Regions from separate parts of the Mus musculus genome. Here regions 2 and 3 are each linked to region 1. Evidence: chromatin loops called from intact Hi-C (ENCODE). Cell type or tissue: left cerebral cortex. All regions are shown on one strand. Links, peaks and the distances in the headings refer to the core of each region. The heading gives the core; the rest is flanking DNA. Region 1 overlaps Marchf1 (membrane associated ring-CH-type finger 1). Region 2 overlaps Marchf1 (membrane associated ring-CH-type finger 1). Region 3 overlaps Marchf1 (membrane associated ring-CH-type finger 1).

Region 1 (5,358 bases), core at 130-5,129:
TTGACCATCCATATATCTCTATTTATCTATCTGTCTGTAACTATCTATTTATCTATCTAAACAAAAATTTATCTTACTATTGCCATCTATTGCAAAAGACAAATTAGATGTTGACAGTATTCATTTTTGTGTAATATGATGGAGAAGTTTTTAATTTTTTTTTTTTTGCATACCATGCCCTTCCTGCCAATATGCACTCTAGTCCGTTGGAGCTGTAAGCTAAAAAAATTCTCTCTTATAAATTACTTCAGAGACAAAAAAAGTGATCAATACAGTTATTTTTCAATCTTCTAGAAATACCAGCCACAACAGAAAATACCAGCAAAATAAATTTGCCAGTCTTAGATAATTGTCTTAGTATACATGGTGGCTCATTTTTAAATCTTTGTGTTTATGTTTGCATAAACATTTTTGAGAGTGTGTACAACCACGTTTGCAAGCAGATACATGTTGCAGCCAGAGGTTAGCATCAAAGTATCTTTCCTTTGCCATTGTCCCATCTTAATCTGTTTGTTTGAGGCTGCATCTCTCAGTGAACCTGAAGTTCCAAGTTTGTATAGACTTGCTGGCCAGTGAGTGTCTGGGGGTTTTCCTGTACTTCTTTGCTAGAGCTAGGATTCCAGGGACCATGCCCAGCTTTTTATGTAAATTCTTCCCTCCTGCACTCAGGATCTCATACTTGCAGGTTCTTAGCCCACCATGTCATCTCATTAGACTCTTTAACTCTAATTCTAATACAGTGTTTGTCAATCTATGGTTCATGGCCCCTTTGGCAAACATTTATCTCCAAACATATTTGCATCAAAAGCCATGATAGTATCAAAATTACAGTTAGGAAGTAGCAACAAAAATCAATTTATTCTGATTGAGAGAACACCACAAAATGTAGAACTGTATTCAAGTGTTGCAATACCAGGGATGCTCAGAACCACTGTTCTAATGGATCAACTTTACAATTATAAAAGTTCAGAATTACAGCATAAACAATTATATAAAATTAAGGTGACCTAGAAACTTAGTAGCTGTATTTCTACTTTCAAACAGTTAAATTTAGATTAAGTAGTTAAATAGAGTGACTAGACCTAAGAGATCTGCCCTTGATAGTGATTTTAGGGTTGTTGTGCTGAGACAGAAGAGGGAATGTTTCTTTCTTCCTTCTCTATTGTAAGCACAATAACTAGTTGTTAAACTTGGGAAATCTTAGTGTGAATGAACAACACATAATATCTAATAAGAAATCATAAATGAATTACTGAGTATTTCCATACAGAAAAATTTGTAAATCTACTCTTAAGTATGATATAAGCATGCTGAAATTAAAAGCACATAGAAATAAAAAGAAAAAAACCACAAGGAGTCGAAAAACAAGGAAGTGATACATATTTTGAAAATATTCCCTAAATGATGAGTTTGGAAAATGTGCTTCACGATAGTGCACACATGAAGGAAAAATGAAGAATGTCTTGATCATTTGAAGAGGCAATTTTATCATCTCATTAATTAAAAATGTGTATAATAATCTTCCAAAATTTATTTCTGAGGAATTATATTAAGTATTAACTCAATGGTGATGGAGTACTATATATCACTTCTATGTACTTTTCAAATACAGCATCTTTTCTTGAACACTGAAAGGTACAAATTCAAGACATATGTTTCCTTGCAGAAGGTTTTGATTCTTGAACAAAAATAATTTATCTGTATAGTTTTCTAGGATAAAATTGTACAATTTACTTAGTTAAGTTTGACATTATCAATGATTTCTTTTCTTCTTTATAATATTCTTTTTTTTTCCATTTTTTATTAGGTATTTCGCTCATTTACATTTGCAATGCTATACCAAAAGTCCCCCATAGCCACCCACCCCCTCTCCCCTACCCACCCACTCCCCTTTTATTGCCCTGGCGTTCCCCTGTACTGGGGCATATAAAGTTTGCGTGTCCAATGGGCCTCTCTTTCCAGTGATGGCCGACTAGGCCATCTTTTGATGCATATGCAGCTAGAGTCAAGAGCTCCGGGGTACTGGTTAGTTCATAATGTTGTTCCACCTATAGGGTTGCAGATCCCTTTAGCTTCTTTGGTACTTTCTCTAGCTCCTTCATTGGGGGCCATGTGATCCATCCAATAGCCGACTGTGAGCATCCACTTCTATGTTTGCTAGGCCCAGGCATACTCTGACAAGAGACAGCTATATCAGGGTCCTTTCAGCATAATCTTGCTAGTGTATGCAATGGTGTCAGCATTTGGAAGCTGATTATGGGATGGATCCCCGGATATTATTCTTAAAGATGTCTGTTGAAGGAAAATATATTTAGTTTGTCATAGATCTATTGAAAGAAACAACTCTATAACAATAAAATGGAAATAGGAGTTGTTTGCTCAGTTGGGAGTATCTACTAATTTGTGTCATTTCTTATTTAAGGTTGAATTAATTGCTGATGTAAAGTTGCTTTATTTAGCTGAACTATCATAACATAGAGGGAGAGAAAGAGGGAAAAGGAGAGGGAGAGGAAGAGAGAGAGTGAGAGAGGGAGAGGGAGAGAGGGGTTCAAAACTCCAATCACGTAAAATGAAACAGTGCTAATTTAACACCTATGTGATTAAGAACTGCAAATTACAACAGCTCTGTGTGACTGCCAGATGGTGCATTTAAATGTGTTCCACAGTCTCTGCATATTCTGGGGAGTCAAATGGTCAGGGGAATGTGGATAAAACATCGTGGATCTGTGTGATCCATTTTACAACACACAAAAGATGCTTTCTTCCTTTCTGTTCATTATGTAACACTGACGTAAAATGCCAATCCCACAATGTTCACTTCAGTTTTATTGTAAAGAGGTACAGTTTGTCTTTAGATTATTTTCCTTAAAAATTTCCAAGCATTTTCCTCAACTGTACATTATATTAAATTAGAATAAGACAAATGCCAATTTTCTCTGGGAGCTTAATCTTGGTTTTCCTGAGAATTAACCCATGTTGAATTATGAATTGGTATTTTTCCTTACCACACTATCATTGTATCCAAAGTATTAATAATAATCTGATAAATATATTCATAACTATAATGAACCCTGAATTTTGTTCGTCCTGTCTATCCCATTACTAAAAATGATTAACAATTTTTATTTTGTCCCCTTATACTCTGCAGTTGCCGTGAGAGGTTCTGGTAATGGTCTAGTTATGTTTGCTTATCTCTTCACATTGATTATCCATTTCCTTAAAAGTTACCACACACTGCTCTTAAAAAGAGGATGAAAGCATGTAATGAACACTGTCTTGTACATTTGCCTAATTTCTTTTAAGCTGATTATTTAAATCATTCCTCACGAAGATGGGTATCTCATTGTGACTCCCTGAGAGGACATTAAGCAGTCTACATAAGGAAGGGTAAAAATAAATACTTCTAAATGTATCGGGGTGTTGGCCATTTCCATATGCGCTATGCATAGCAACACACATTGCTTGCCTCTTCTTATTTAAGCTTCTTATCTGGTATTTTAAGTTGTTCTTGCCTTAGTTTGCACTATGTAGAACAAGGTATTTCAGAACTGGGTCTATGGAAAAAAGCACTCTGCTATAATTTAATTTCAAATGTGTAGGGTTTCAAGTTATATATATTTAAAAATTTTATAATATTAAAAGTTTACAAGCTTTGATTTTTCAGATTTTAGCCACCTTAGTTAACACATAAACTATTTTTTAATTATATGTTTGAGAATTTTGTACAATGTGTTTTGATCATGTTCATGCCTGCTCCAGCCCCTCTCAGACCCATGCCCCTTCAATACTTATCCAGCCTTCTTTTCTTCCTTCCTTCCTTCCTTCCTTTACCTCCTTCATTTCTTTCATTCTTTTCTTCCTTCTTTTTATACCTGTCAAGTCCTATTTGTGCTGCCCATAAAATTTTGGATGTGTAGCACCACAGTTGACTTAATAATAGAAATATTCTTATAAAGAAAATCAACTCTCACCTGCTATTTATTGCCAACCATACTTGACAAAGGGTGGAGCTTAGTGCCTCTCAACTTTCCCTGCTGGTATTTGGTCTGGCTTGACCTTGCACAGATCTTGTGCATTCTGTCACAAGTACTGTAAGATCTTGTGTACAACCGCCCTACTGGATCCAGAAGTTACTCCTTATGTTATGTTCATTCACTGACACCTTTTCTTCTCCTCTTTTTCCATGATTTCTAATTTTTGAGAGGAAGATGGTGCAGTATGTACATTCCATTTAGGGCTAGAAATTCTGTAGTTTTTCATCTTTTAAATTTGGACTAGTTGTGAGTTTCTGTGCTAATCACGAATCTACTACAAATAGAAGCCTCTCATATTTGAGTTGAAAAACATAGAGGATCTAGGGCTACAGTGGCTATTTCTCAACATAATAACGGCAATATAGAGTTCCCCTCCCCCAAAACCTGGGTAAACAGCTATAGAATCTACATTGAAAAAAATAAACTTTTATGTGTTTGAGATTTCATTAGGCTTTTGTATAGTTCAGATTGCAGTACCCAAGAATCTTGTTTATGGAAATTGAAGGTATAGAGACAAGGTTATCCTTAAGACTTATATTAGGTGCTACAAGTAGGGATTAATAGCAGTTCTTCCTCAAAATCACACATAATCACAAAAAAGTCACACAGATTTTAATAAGATGAACCAAAAGCTGATCTCATTCCTATGAGCACAAAGACCATAGGGGATGTAAGCCACCAGCTCAGAATTTGGACAGCTCAGTACTAGCAGCCTTCCAAAGACACACAGTAAGAAGCAAGAGAGAACACAGAGTAGGAATTTTATCTCAGAATAACTTTTGTGTGTGTGTGTGTGTGTGTGTGTGTGTGTGTGTGTGTGATAGTTTATATTTTTAATTTTATTACCACGTCAGATATGGTTTACATCAATTTTCTTTTTTTTTTCATTTCTTTTTTGTTAGATATTTTCTTCATTTACATTTCAAATGTTATCCCCAAATTCCCCTACACCCTCCCCCTGCCCTGCTCCCCAACCCACCCACTCCCATTTCCTGGTCCTGGCATTCCCCTGTATTGGGGCATATGATCTTCACAAGACTAAGGGCCTCTCCTACCATTGATGGCCAACTAGGCCATCCCCTGCTACATATGCAACTAGAGACACAGTTCTGTGGAGTACTGGTTAGTTCATATTGTTGATCCTCCTACAGGGTTGCTGACGCCTTTAGCTCCTTGGTTATTGTCTTTAGCTCCTTCTTTAGGGGACCTGTGTTCTATCCAATAGATGACTGTGAGCATCCACTTCTGTATTTGTTAGGCATTGGCATAGCCTCACAAGAGAGAGCTATATCAGGGTCCTGTCATCCTTAATCGTCAGGAAAGT
Region 2 (5,358 bases), core at 92-5,091, 130 kb after region 1:
CATTGTAGCCAAATAAGAAGGGAAGTGGCTGAACAAAGAAACTTCAACGTTCATCCTTAGTGATCCACTTGTAGCAAGGTTTCACCAACCTTCCAGGGTGGTTCTACTTGCATGAAACCAAGACCTAAACTGGTGAACCTATGAGTCTTTAAACTCCAACTGCAGCCATAGCTGACTACTTCCTCTAGACGTTTTGTGCATCTTTTTAACACGGTTCTGGGACATTTCTTTTCATCTAACAACTTTGATATGGCAGTCTGACTTAGAATTTGTAATTGACAAACCAGCCTTGGAATATAGATTTGACAATATCTTTGAACATTGTACCTAACATTTTGCTTGGCTCTAAGAATGAGAAATGTACTGAAGAGTTCTCAGATTTATCGCTCAGAGTCCAACGTAGGAAACAAATGACATCAGGACCAGGAAAGCAGAAAGTTTAACCATTGGAAGGTTAGAAGAATGTTGGAATGAAAGACTCCTAGAGTTAGAACAGCTTAGCCAGCATGAAAATACTCAGATCATTCCAATGACCAGGCTTGGAACAAGAGGCTGCACCTCTCAGAACTGCCTTTAATATTTAGCAGACTAGATATCAGATGCACCAGCTTTGTTGCTGGAATCTGATGATTTCAAAACCTTATCTTGACTTCCACACAGCAATGAACTGTAAGGTTCATTTGAAAGGGTTTAATTTGCATATGGAACCCAAGCTATCTCCCTGTGGAGAAAATATGCTTTAGCTCTCTGAATCTGGAAGGAGGGAGAGCTAGAATTAGAGAGGGCTCAGTAGGGTTTGCAATTCTAGATCCTGTCTTTCCCTTCCAAGAGCTCGAATGTCCTTTCTACTTCTGGTGACACTGCTGTTCAAGCAGAATTTCTCCTTATAATGCAGCATGACCATCAACATATCATGATTACACTCAAATTTAGAAATACATATTTAATCTATATGTTCATATACATGGTGTATGCGTGTAAAGAAAAGTAAGAGAAAAGTTAGTGAAGAGTTTCTTAGATAACCTATGAAAACTTTCATGTTTAGGAGACATTTTTTTGATCATTTCTGTACTTATAAACAGCAAAAACAGATAGTAAGTTAAGAAAAGCATTATACAAGTCCCATATCAGAAATGGTTAAGCTTATTTGCATTAAGATTTTAGAGGTTTCAATTATAATTTTCAGATGTATAATTTACCATCAAATCTTCACATTTCTATATCGTTCTGAACTCTACATAATGTGTTCTAGAAACAGAACCCAAAGCTGTACTTCCCAGATACAATCTCTCTGCTATTTGGAAATTAGTTCAAGCAACATAGGGAACCAGGCAAGGCCAAGCTATTAACCTGTCTGCTGGAAGGAGGAAAGACATATTGCTTGTGTACACTGGAGCCTCTAATGCAATTGTTTACTAATTAATTTATACATAAACATAGACATTTGCATTCCTTCAGTTAGAATATGTAAGTAGAAATATGAATTTGCCATGTAAAATTGAATTGCCAAAGTAGTACTAGGAAAATTAGTGTCTATAAATGGCAATTTTATTTTTACTTCTTTTATGTCGCTAACCATGTGATGCAATCCATTACCTTTAACTCATTATACTGGGCCTTTATGCAACTCCAAAGACTTGGGGAAGAATTCCACTGTAATGCTGCAATGGAAGTAAGGAGATTTGACAATGTCCTTATATATGCAAAGTATTTATGCTTTCTTGGTGACTTAAATTGACATATGAAATTACGTAAATCACAAGAAAAGTACAGTGGCCAATATGCTGGTGCCATGTCACGGTATCTGTAATCACACATCTGATTTTGCCATTTGAGATGACAGTCGATTACTTTTATTTGGGTTTTATATTATTAATCACTACCATGGATCCTTCTGTCCTTTTGTGTCTCCGTGCTACAAAACAAGTATGGTAAAATCTCATCCCTTAATTGAAACCATTCCCTTCATCAAGTCACTTTGACGATGGGGTGATGTTTTAGAAATTGTTTCAAATCTTTCTTCGTAAAATATATAAGAGATCAGTCTTGTGTAATCATAGTGAGGGACCATGTGTCTAATGATCATGAATCATGCAGGCTAAATCTCTGTATAGAGTTTTACAAGCTAATTCCTCTTCTTCTAGGCTTGGGGGTGGTCTGCCTATGATAACTATGGTCCTCTTGGTATTGGGGCTGGTATAGCTCCTCAGCATTCCTCTTGGCTACTCACAAAACCCTTCTTGATCTGTTGGCTCATTTGAAGAGAATGACCCTAGCAGGAAAGGGGGCCTGTGCGTTGGTGCCTGACATAAGTGGCTCTACAGTCTTTGTCTAAAATTTCCAGACTATCTTCTACTTCCATTTTAAAGTAGTATAAATGTAGGAGTCATAAGAATTTCAAATTAAGTTATCTTCAAAAATAGCTAGAACCACTAGAACCTCTAGCATATTTCAAAATCATTTCCTTCTGTTAAATTTATATAATATGAAAATGGGTTGAAGAATTCAGTGTTCAGAGCTGAGGGTAAAATTAAAATCATTTGTTTGTTTGTTTGTTTGTTTGTTTGGACAACTGATTACCAACCAATGCTATTTTTCTTCCTAAATTATTTCTCAGGCTTGAGAAAATGTGTACATAAAGCATAAGTGTGTTGGTTAGTTTTTATTATTAATTTAACAGAACCTAGAATCAGCTGGGAAGAGGGAACCTTAAATAAAATATTTTATTCCCTGTAAATGTTTTTTTTTTCAGCCACATTACATGTTATGGTTAGAAAAGAAAGATAGATGTATAACTGATAGCCATGATGTGTGATACCATGGGGCTTACTCACAAATGAAGGAAAATTACATAAATGATATCAAGGCATAAAATCCAATTGAATATCAAGACCTCATTAGCTTTCCAGCATCATTTCCTTCTTCCTACATCATTCACATTGCATTCGTAAAGTCAGAAAAAAATTATTTTAAAAGAGTTGTTAAAACTAGACCGGGCACAATGTCCTACAACAGGGTGAGTAGATTAAAAATGCAGCATATAGGAGCTGACACTGTAGCTTTTTGGGTAAAAGTGTGTGCCCCCTAGCAGAATGACCTGTGGTCAATTCTAGAACCCATATCAGATGAGAGAAGAATGCATTCCTGAAAGTTGTTTTCTGACCTTTACACACTTGCTGTGGCTGTGACACTTGGGTACCTGTTTCTCTCTATAATAATTATTCTCATGAGGACAAAGATAGACTTGTGGCCACAAGGGAAAAGGGGAAAAGAAAAACACGATTTGCTAAAAAATGAATATTATTGATTTATCAAAATATTATGTTTGCGTGGGGGATGTACATAATCGTGCCCCTGTGAGTAGGCCAGAGTTCAAACTTGGCCATCATTACTCAGAAGGCTTCTCTCTTGCTTCTTCATACAGTGTGTCTCACTGAACTTAGAGCTCTCCCCTTAGAGTAGTGAGCACCAGATGACTCTATATTCACTTCTCCAACTGAGGTTATAAACTTACTCCACCACACCAGACATTAGACTTGGGCCTGGGAGATCAACTCGATGACATGTTCAAACATGCAAAATCTTTATCCACTGAGCCATGTCCCTACTCCCACATGTCAAAATATTAACTTAATATCTTTGCTTATTTAGTAATGATATCATGATGCTTATTAGAATTACCAAGATTGGAATAAATGCACCAATTTAGTCTAACATGATGGTTTGATTCCACACTTCATTTTTCCCCATTCTTTCAAATTATTGATTGGTTCTATTTTTCTGCTTTGTGCTACTATGAAATTGGGAAAAAAAGATTTACCTAAAGGGATTCCACGAAGTGTTCTAAGATGCCATCTTTCCTGTTGTCTCTGGCTTGGCTTCATTTCTTTTCTCAGTTTTTACTGCTATAATTCATGGTAATATTTTAAAATATTTCACCTTTAAGTATGTTGATTGGAATTTTATTAAATTTTGGAAAACAAGATGTAATTCTCCTCAAGGCTTGACTGGAATTGTTATTCTTATCATGAAACTTCTCTGTGGTACTTTCTTTTGGAATGATGCAAGTGGCTCATTGATTGTTCCACTTTACCGACATTTATGTTCTGACCGTGTTACTAATGGAACGGAGAATGGGGAAGCAAGATGGGTGATGGTCAGCTTAGCTACTCATCTAAGACTCACTTTATAACCACTGATTATTAGGTTGTTAAAACAACAGTAATGGTTTCTATGTGATATAACCTGAGTTTGGTTGCAAAGCCGATTTTGCCTGACTTGTGAATGACAATTACTATCTTAATTCCCCTACATCTTAGTGTATCTGTAGGCAAGGAAGTCACCTTTTTGTTGTCTGCTGTGACAAAATGCCTGAGATAAACAATTTAAAATGGGGATTGTTTTAGTTAGAGTTTCCATTGTTATGAAAAAGCACCGTGACCAAGGCAACTCTTACAAAGACATTTCATTGTGGCTGGCTTATCATCTCAGAGGATTAGTCCATTCTCATTACAGCAGGAAGCATGACAGCACGCAGGCAGACATGGTGCTGAAGAGTTACATCTTGTTTCAAAGACAACCAGGAGAAGACTGTCTTCCAGGCAGCTAGGAGGAGAGGCTCAAAGCCCTCCACTACAGTGATACACTTTCTGCAACAAGTTCACACCTGCTCCAACAAGACCATGCCCCCTCAAAGAGTCTGGGCCAAGCATATTCAAACTCATGAGCCTATGGGGGGCAAAACCTATTTAAACCACTCTATTTTAACTCCTCATTTTCAAACTTTTAGTCCAGGGTTATGACAAATTCATCCCTCAAACCCATAAAATGATAACTTATAAGTAGATTTACTCTATTGATGAAGTCAGAGTATTTGTAATTCAATCACAATCTAAAGGCACTGTCTTTGAACACTAGTGTATTGGAGACTAAGCCTTGGGTATAGAAACTTGTAAGGAACAATGAAAATCCTAATTAACCATTGGTCTTCCCATACAATGATTCAAACAGAACAAGGCCTTTAGGGGCAATTAAATGTGAGTGAAGATTCACATGTCAAATACCTGGTTGGTCTGCACTGTTTAAACTCTCAGCTACTGGGTCTTCATCTATGAAAGCATCCAATACTTCCCATTCTAGGATAGCTGTGAAATGTTCCATATAAAATTTTCAACAAAGTAATTGAAGTTATACTTGTTTATCTAACCCATAGTATGAATGTAAATTAACATGGAGATTGCAGGTTTAAGTTAATCTGGAAATATAAAAAAGTGGGCAATATGAAGAAAATTCCTCTTACCTCTTTGACTTTTGCTGTGCTAAAATTCCAACAGTTTTGTAATAGGTGTGAGTACAAGA
Region 3 (5,358 bases), core at 197-5,196, 130 kb after region 1:
TATAAGATATTGATTCAGAATTTAGAGATGCAGTCTCCTATTTCCATGGTCTTTTTTTTTCTTTAAATTACTTTATGGAAGTAATAATATTTTCACTTTTGTGTTGTGGGCATGTGTGTGTGCATATACATGCTGTGTCATATGGGTGGAGGTCAGAGAAGAGCTTGAAGGAGTAGGCTCTCTCCTATCATGAAGGACAAAGGGGGGGATCAAATGTAGTTTTTCAGCCTTGGTATTAAGTGTCTTTCCTGCTGAATCATCTCACCAGCACAATAATCATTTATATATGAAACTTATGGAGTGAAGAAAATTTAGGATTTGAATATCATTAAGATAATTATTTCCTAATTCTAATAAAATTTTCATGCTGAGTATTAGTTATATTTTTAAAAATTGCTCTCATTTATAATATGTTTAGCTATTTCATCATGACAGTGCTGAGATAGTCTACAATTTTGTCACCCTGATAATTGAGATTGTATGGCTTTGTGTCTAATATGCTAAAGAATAATTATATAATGGTTGCTACTGGCAACCTTATACTTAAGTTTTGGCAAAATGTGGTTCTTAAATTCATGTCTGAGTTAGAGAAATAACAAAATAACAAATAACTAAATACCTAAATATACATAAAGGATAAAGTTGAACTTTTGATGGATGTTAGAGAAGTGGTAATTATGCTAAAAGTGCATCAAGTTCGAATATAAAGTAGATGTGAAGAAGTGAATAGTTACTTGGGAACCTCAAAAGGCATTCGAAGAAAGGGCAGAGGGGAGCACAGCATAAGCTGACGAAGCTGATGGGGACAGGCATGCATGTGATTACTTGCTTGTCACGTATATGAAAGCCCACAGAGATCCTGGAACTGGAGCTGAGGAAGCTGATAAAGGGGGCTCAGGATGAAGCAAGAGGAATGGCCAGGCTGGACAACACAGCCGTGGCTAGTGCGCTTTGTTTTATTTTATATTTTATTTTTTATTGTAAGGAATTTTAAGCAGGTGGCTTTTGTGATCACATGATATTAAATTTTAAAATCTCTAGCCAGTTGTATAGGGGAATAGAGTAAGACAAGGATAGAAGTGGGTAGAATGTGCAGGAGCTATGTCAGTAACCCAGTAGAGACATTGTCTGCACAGAGTAGAATCCATTTAGAAATTTTTGATAGAAATAAATAATATGAAATTCATGATGTCAACTTTTTTGAGTTTAGTGGTGCAATAAAGGTGGTATTATATGTAAGAGGTCTGTAAAACCCTCTTTTTCCATTGAGCACACCTTGATGCCAAAGTTTTATTTGGAGATGTGATATCTACATGAAGTAAATTAGCTCGAGTTGATCATCCTGCAATGTATATAGACACCTGCATGGATAGTATATATGTGGTAAGCATGTGGATGTATCGATACTATATACCATATGATAAATGTATATAGCTTCACCTGTTGGTTTATTAAATGTCTAATTCTTGCTTGTGTGTGTATATGTATGCTGATGCATGTTCACACACACACACACACACACACACACACACACACACACACACACACACACACACGTGGAGTCCAGAAGTTGATGTTAAGTATCTCTTCCATGCAATTTCCATGGAAAATTCCATGAAAATTTCATTTCTTAAGACAGGATCTCTCACTCATCTGGAGCTCATCATATTAGCTTGACATTTTGGCTAGCAAGACCTGCCACCGCCTACTGACTCCTAGATTTCAGGGGGAAACAATCATGTCTGAGAGCTGATGTGGCTCTGGGGTCTGAACTCAGGTTCCAATGCTTGGACAGGAGACATATCACTTACTGAAAAGTTTCTCCATTTCCTGGGATTTTTATTTTAAGGTTTATTTTTATTTTATATGTATATGTTGGTTTCTGCATGTATACATGTGTTCGGTGCCTGGGGATTAAGGGGAGTGTCTAGATCTTCAAAACTGTTGGGATTTACGTCATGAAATGTTGTTTACTGAACTCAGATCCTTTGAAAATTGTAAGTGCGCTTAACCTCTCAGCCAAAAATCTCCAGCCATACACTTCATTTTTATTTGGAATGCATATACAGGTACTGTTCTACTAAAAATGCCCTTCAGTGCAATAGCTTATGAAGGGTGGTTTAGAATTGTACAACACAAGTTATTACTGAGTTTAGGAGCAGTTCAACAGTGGGTGAGTGTATAAACCTGTGAGGCCAGGAACAACATACCCATGCCAAAGGACTTCAAAGGACACATACTGCCACCAACGTGATTTTGTGGTGATTTAGAGTGACTGTAATTACTGATGTTCTATCTATCATTTTCTATGTTACCAAATATTCTTGCAATTGATATTATATAGCTCATGTGAAATAACAGAGAATGTTCAAGTAGCAGGAGGGGAAGGGTTCATACTTATAATTCTAGCACTCAGGGGAGTCAGGAGTATTACTTTGATTTTGAGGCCAGGCTGGGCTACTGGATGAGTTTTGGGCCAGCCTACACTATACACCAAGAACCTGTGAAAACAAAAGGGAGAGAAAGAGAATAAAAAGAAAATATACAGAAGAAAGGGGCAAAACAAGAGGTAGACAGCTGGTGAAATCAGGTTCATGAAAATAGGATCAGAGTCTGTGTTTAGCACAAAGTTGCTTTGCCCTTGACAAAATTTGGGACAGCTTACTATGCTCAGTTTTTATATTTGTCAAGTAAATGTCAGCATGGCTCGCAGGAAACTTAAGAGGAGGTATGCAGATAGTATGGGACAATTTCTCAACACCAAAGAACTTTTCACGCTCTTGTAGAGGTTAGGTTTTGTGTGTGTGTGTGTGTGTGTGTGTGTGTGTGTGTGTGTGTGTGTGTGTGTGTGTCTGTGTGTGTGTGTCTGTGTCTGTGTGTGTCTGTGTGTCTGTGTGTCTGTGTGTGTGTGTGTGTGTGTGTGTGTGTGTTTGGGAGGGAGTGGCTGTTAAAGCAGATTCCAGATTCAGATCCCAGCTCTGTTTCATGGGAGTTAAACAAATCTGTGCGTATTCCACACTTCTCTTGAGAGCCAATATCCCCTTACATGGAGATGTGGTAACAGCAGGCATATCTCACTGGGCCACTGCTTGATTTATATAAATGCATTCTTCTTAGAACTCAGCCCAATGCAGAAGGAATATCCATGAAACACTTACATAAATTAATTCTAAAATTAGGTCAGTAATAAAATTTTCTATTATGAGGAACATTCAGGATGCTAGGACAGTATCCAGTGAAGAAGGGGAAATGGGTGGAATTATGGAGTTTTGCTTAACTACGTGCTATTTTTAAAGCTACATTAAGGTATCACTTCACTTATCTGAAATGGCATAAATGCTTTCTTGAAAAATCAATGTAATTCATGATAACGATTACACCAAAAGAAAATCACGTAAGACCGGCTGGAAAATAATCCCCTGCCTATTGATCAGCCTCTGGTCTTATTCCCTTTCTCAACCAATTTTTCAGTGCCTTCCACAGAGTTTCAATGTAATTACAAACATCTGGTCCCACTGACTTCTTAATTTTACAGTTATTGCCCAAGCTGCAGACACTCTTTTTAGAAATACTGTTTGATTGTTCATTTAGTTGAAATGAGACTGCTCTGAGTGCAGTCTGGTAGCTAGGATATCCTCATATCTGGCCACCCAGAGAGATAATGTTTAGTACTTTATTCTTGGTAAATACATGTGCCTGCCTCTTTAGCATGATTCTTGGAGTGATGCTTACTGTTTTCCAGCCACAAGAATGGGAAATACAAGAAGCCAATACCTTTGAAATAGAGGTAGGATGCTTGATGCCCACAGCATTCGCTCTCTTCCCTACATATTTTGAATTAATTATTAAATGTCTAGCTGCTATAATTTTTCTGGGAGAATAGCACAGCTACTTTCAAGACCATTTCTTAAAATAGCTCAATGTTTTTTGGAGACACTGCATAAATTAGGCACTGAACATATTGAAGCCCTTGGAAATGTAGATTTTCCTAAAGATTTTAATGGCTTTGAAGAAGATTCTTACTGTATAGGATGAAAAAAAAAATTGCAAAAGCCATCTAGGCAGAATGTGTATTTGATCTGTACCTGAAGCACCAGGGCTGGAATTCTGGGTCCTCTGTGAGTGGCTGTATGAAATACCAAAGAAATTCTATTCTCTAGGACGCCTAAGCAGGGCAAGTAATACCTGGAAAAGTCTGCTTTGCGGATTTAAAGGAATTATATGGCTTACCAAGGGAAAGACTTAGATCATAACTGACACCCAGCAACATTTCTTATCTTTCATTTTATGTGCTGATTTTCTTTTTTCAAAACTTTATTGTTTCACTTAAAAAAATCAAGTACTGTTTGCTTTATAAATAATGCCTGCATCTGTTGTTGCTTGGTTGCTTGGGTCTGGTGAAGAATGTGTTAAGTCTTTGAATGGTCACTATAATGTATAGACATGTAATAATAAGAGTAAATTCCTAAACTTATTTAAGGTAAATGTCAATTGTTCTTTCCTTACTCGTGTTCTCATTGCCACTTTACATTCTGGAAAAAAATAAGCCAAAGACATTTTTTGTTCTTATAAATCTGTATCAAGTTAGGAATTCTCTTTCTGTCCTAATTTTGAAAATAAAATTGATGTTAACATAAACACACTTACGCTTATTTCAAACAACAATGGGAAAAGACCTTCAGTTTGTATAAATTGTCTGAATTGTATACAATGAATAATACATTTCTAAAATGACATGTCAGTTCATGCTATTATAAAATTATAAGACAATTTAATTCATGCAATAATATCGATATCAGGTTGTAATAACAGGATTTGAGACATAAGAAGACGTCACAGAAAATAAAGCAGTTATGCCAAGTCACATGTATTTTTCACATAAACAGATCCTGTGCTTTCAGACTTTGAATCTGTTGTGATTTCTATTCCATAGCAAACTTTCATTATTCTATGTAAAATGTGGCTACATACATGTACTTATGCTATAGTAAGTATATTTTCAACTGTGTTACTTATTGGCCTCTAGAGAACAAGCTGTTTTTAATAAGTTTAGTTAGCATATGTGTTTACTTTTGATGAAAGTGCTTCATATTTAGAACCTTCCATATAGAAATTAAATAAAGGAACTGTATTCATTTATAAGTGGATCCCAGCCGGGCGTGGTGGCGCATGCCTTTAATCCCAGCACTCGGGAGGCAGAGGCAGGTGGATTTCTGAGTTCGAGGCCAGCCTGGTCTACAAAGTGAATTCCAGGACAGCCAGGGCTATACAGAGAAACCCTGTCTTGAAAAAAACAAACAAACAAAAGTGGATCCCATTTAATTTTAGTTTCTGTATCTTTTAAACGACTAAAAGAAA

The links. A loop is a pair of places that touch in the nucleus more often than their neighbours do. Peaks named below come from ENCODE experiments on the same cell type or tissue, not always from the same donor. Only the 100,000 strongest peaks of a DNase experiment are listed, where the experiment ranks them.
Region 2: a loop joins it to region 1, with 6 times the contacts of the local background. A loop is called at or near these places in 2 of 42 quality-filtered maps.
Region 3: a loop joins it to region 1, with 3 times the contacts of the local background. A loop is called at or near these places in 2 of 42 quality-filtered maps.

Annotation. Positions count from the first base shown.
Region 1 is chr8:66,031,197-66,036,554 of GRCm38, forward strand. All of the region lies in intron 3 of Marchf1 (membrane associated ring-CH-type finger 1), which reads left to right. Among named protein-coding and RNA genes, the nearest start is that of Gm24205, 31 kb to the left of the region's middle. In left cerebral cortex, for the core only: no CTCF peak of the experiment used is centred there; DNase peaks (open chromatin) are centred at 2,674, 3,420 and 4,128; H3K27ac peaks cover 1,429 bases.
Region 2 is chr8:66,157,479-66,162,836 of GRCm38, forward strand. All of the region lies in intron 4 of Marchf1 (membrane associated ring-CH-type finger 1), which reads left to right. Among named protein-coding and RNA genes, the nearest start is that of Gm24205, 160 kb to the left of the region's middle. In left cerebral cortex, for the core only: no CTCF peak of the experiment used is centred there; a DNase peak (open chromatin) is centred at 2,240; H3K27ac peaks cover 1,843 bases.
Region 3 is chr8:66,164,000-66,169,357 of GRCm38, forward strand. The region is part of intron 4 of Marchf1 (membrane associated ring-CH-type finger 1); the gene reads left to right. Among named protein-coding and RNA genes, the nearest start is that of Gm24205, 160 kb to the left of the region's middle. In left cerebral cortex, for the core only: no CTCF peak of the experiment used is centred there; DNase peaks (open chromatin) are centred at 2,569, 3,027, 3,693, 3,900 and 1 more place; H3K27ac peaks cover 1,369 bases.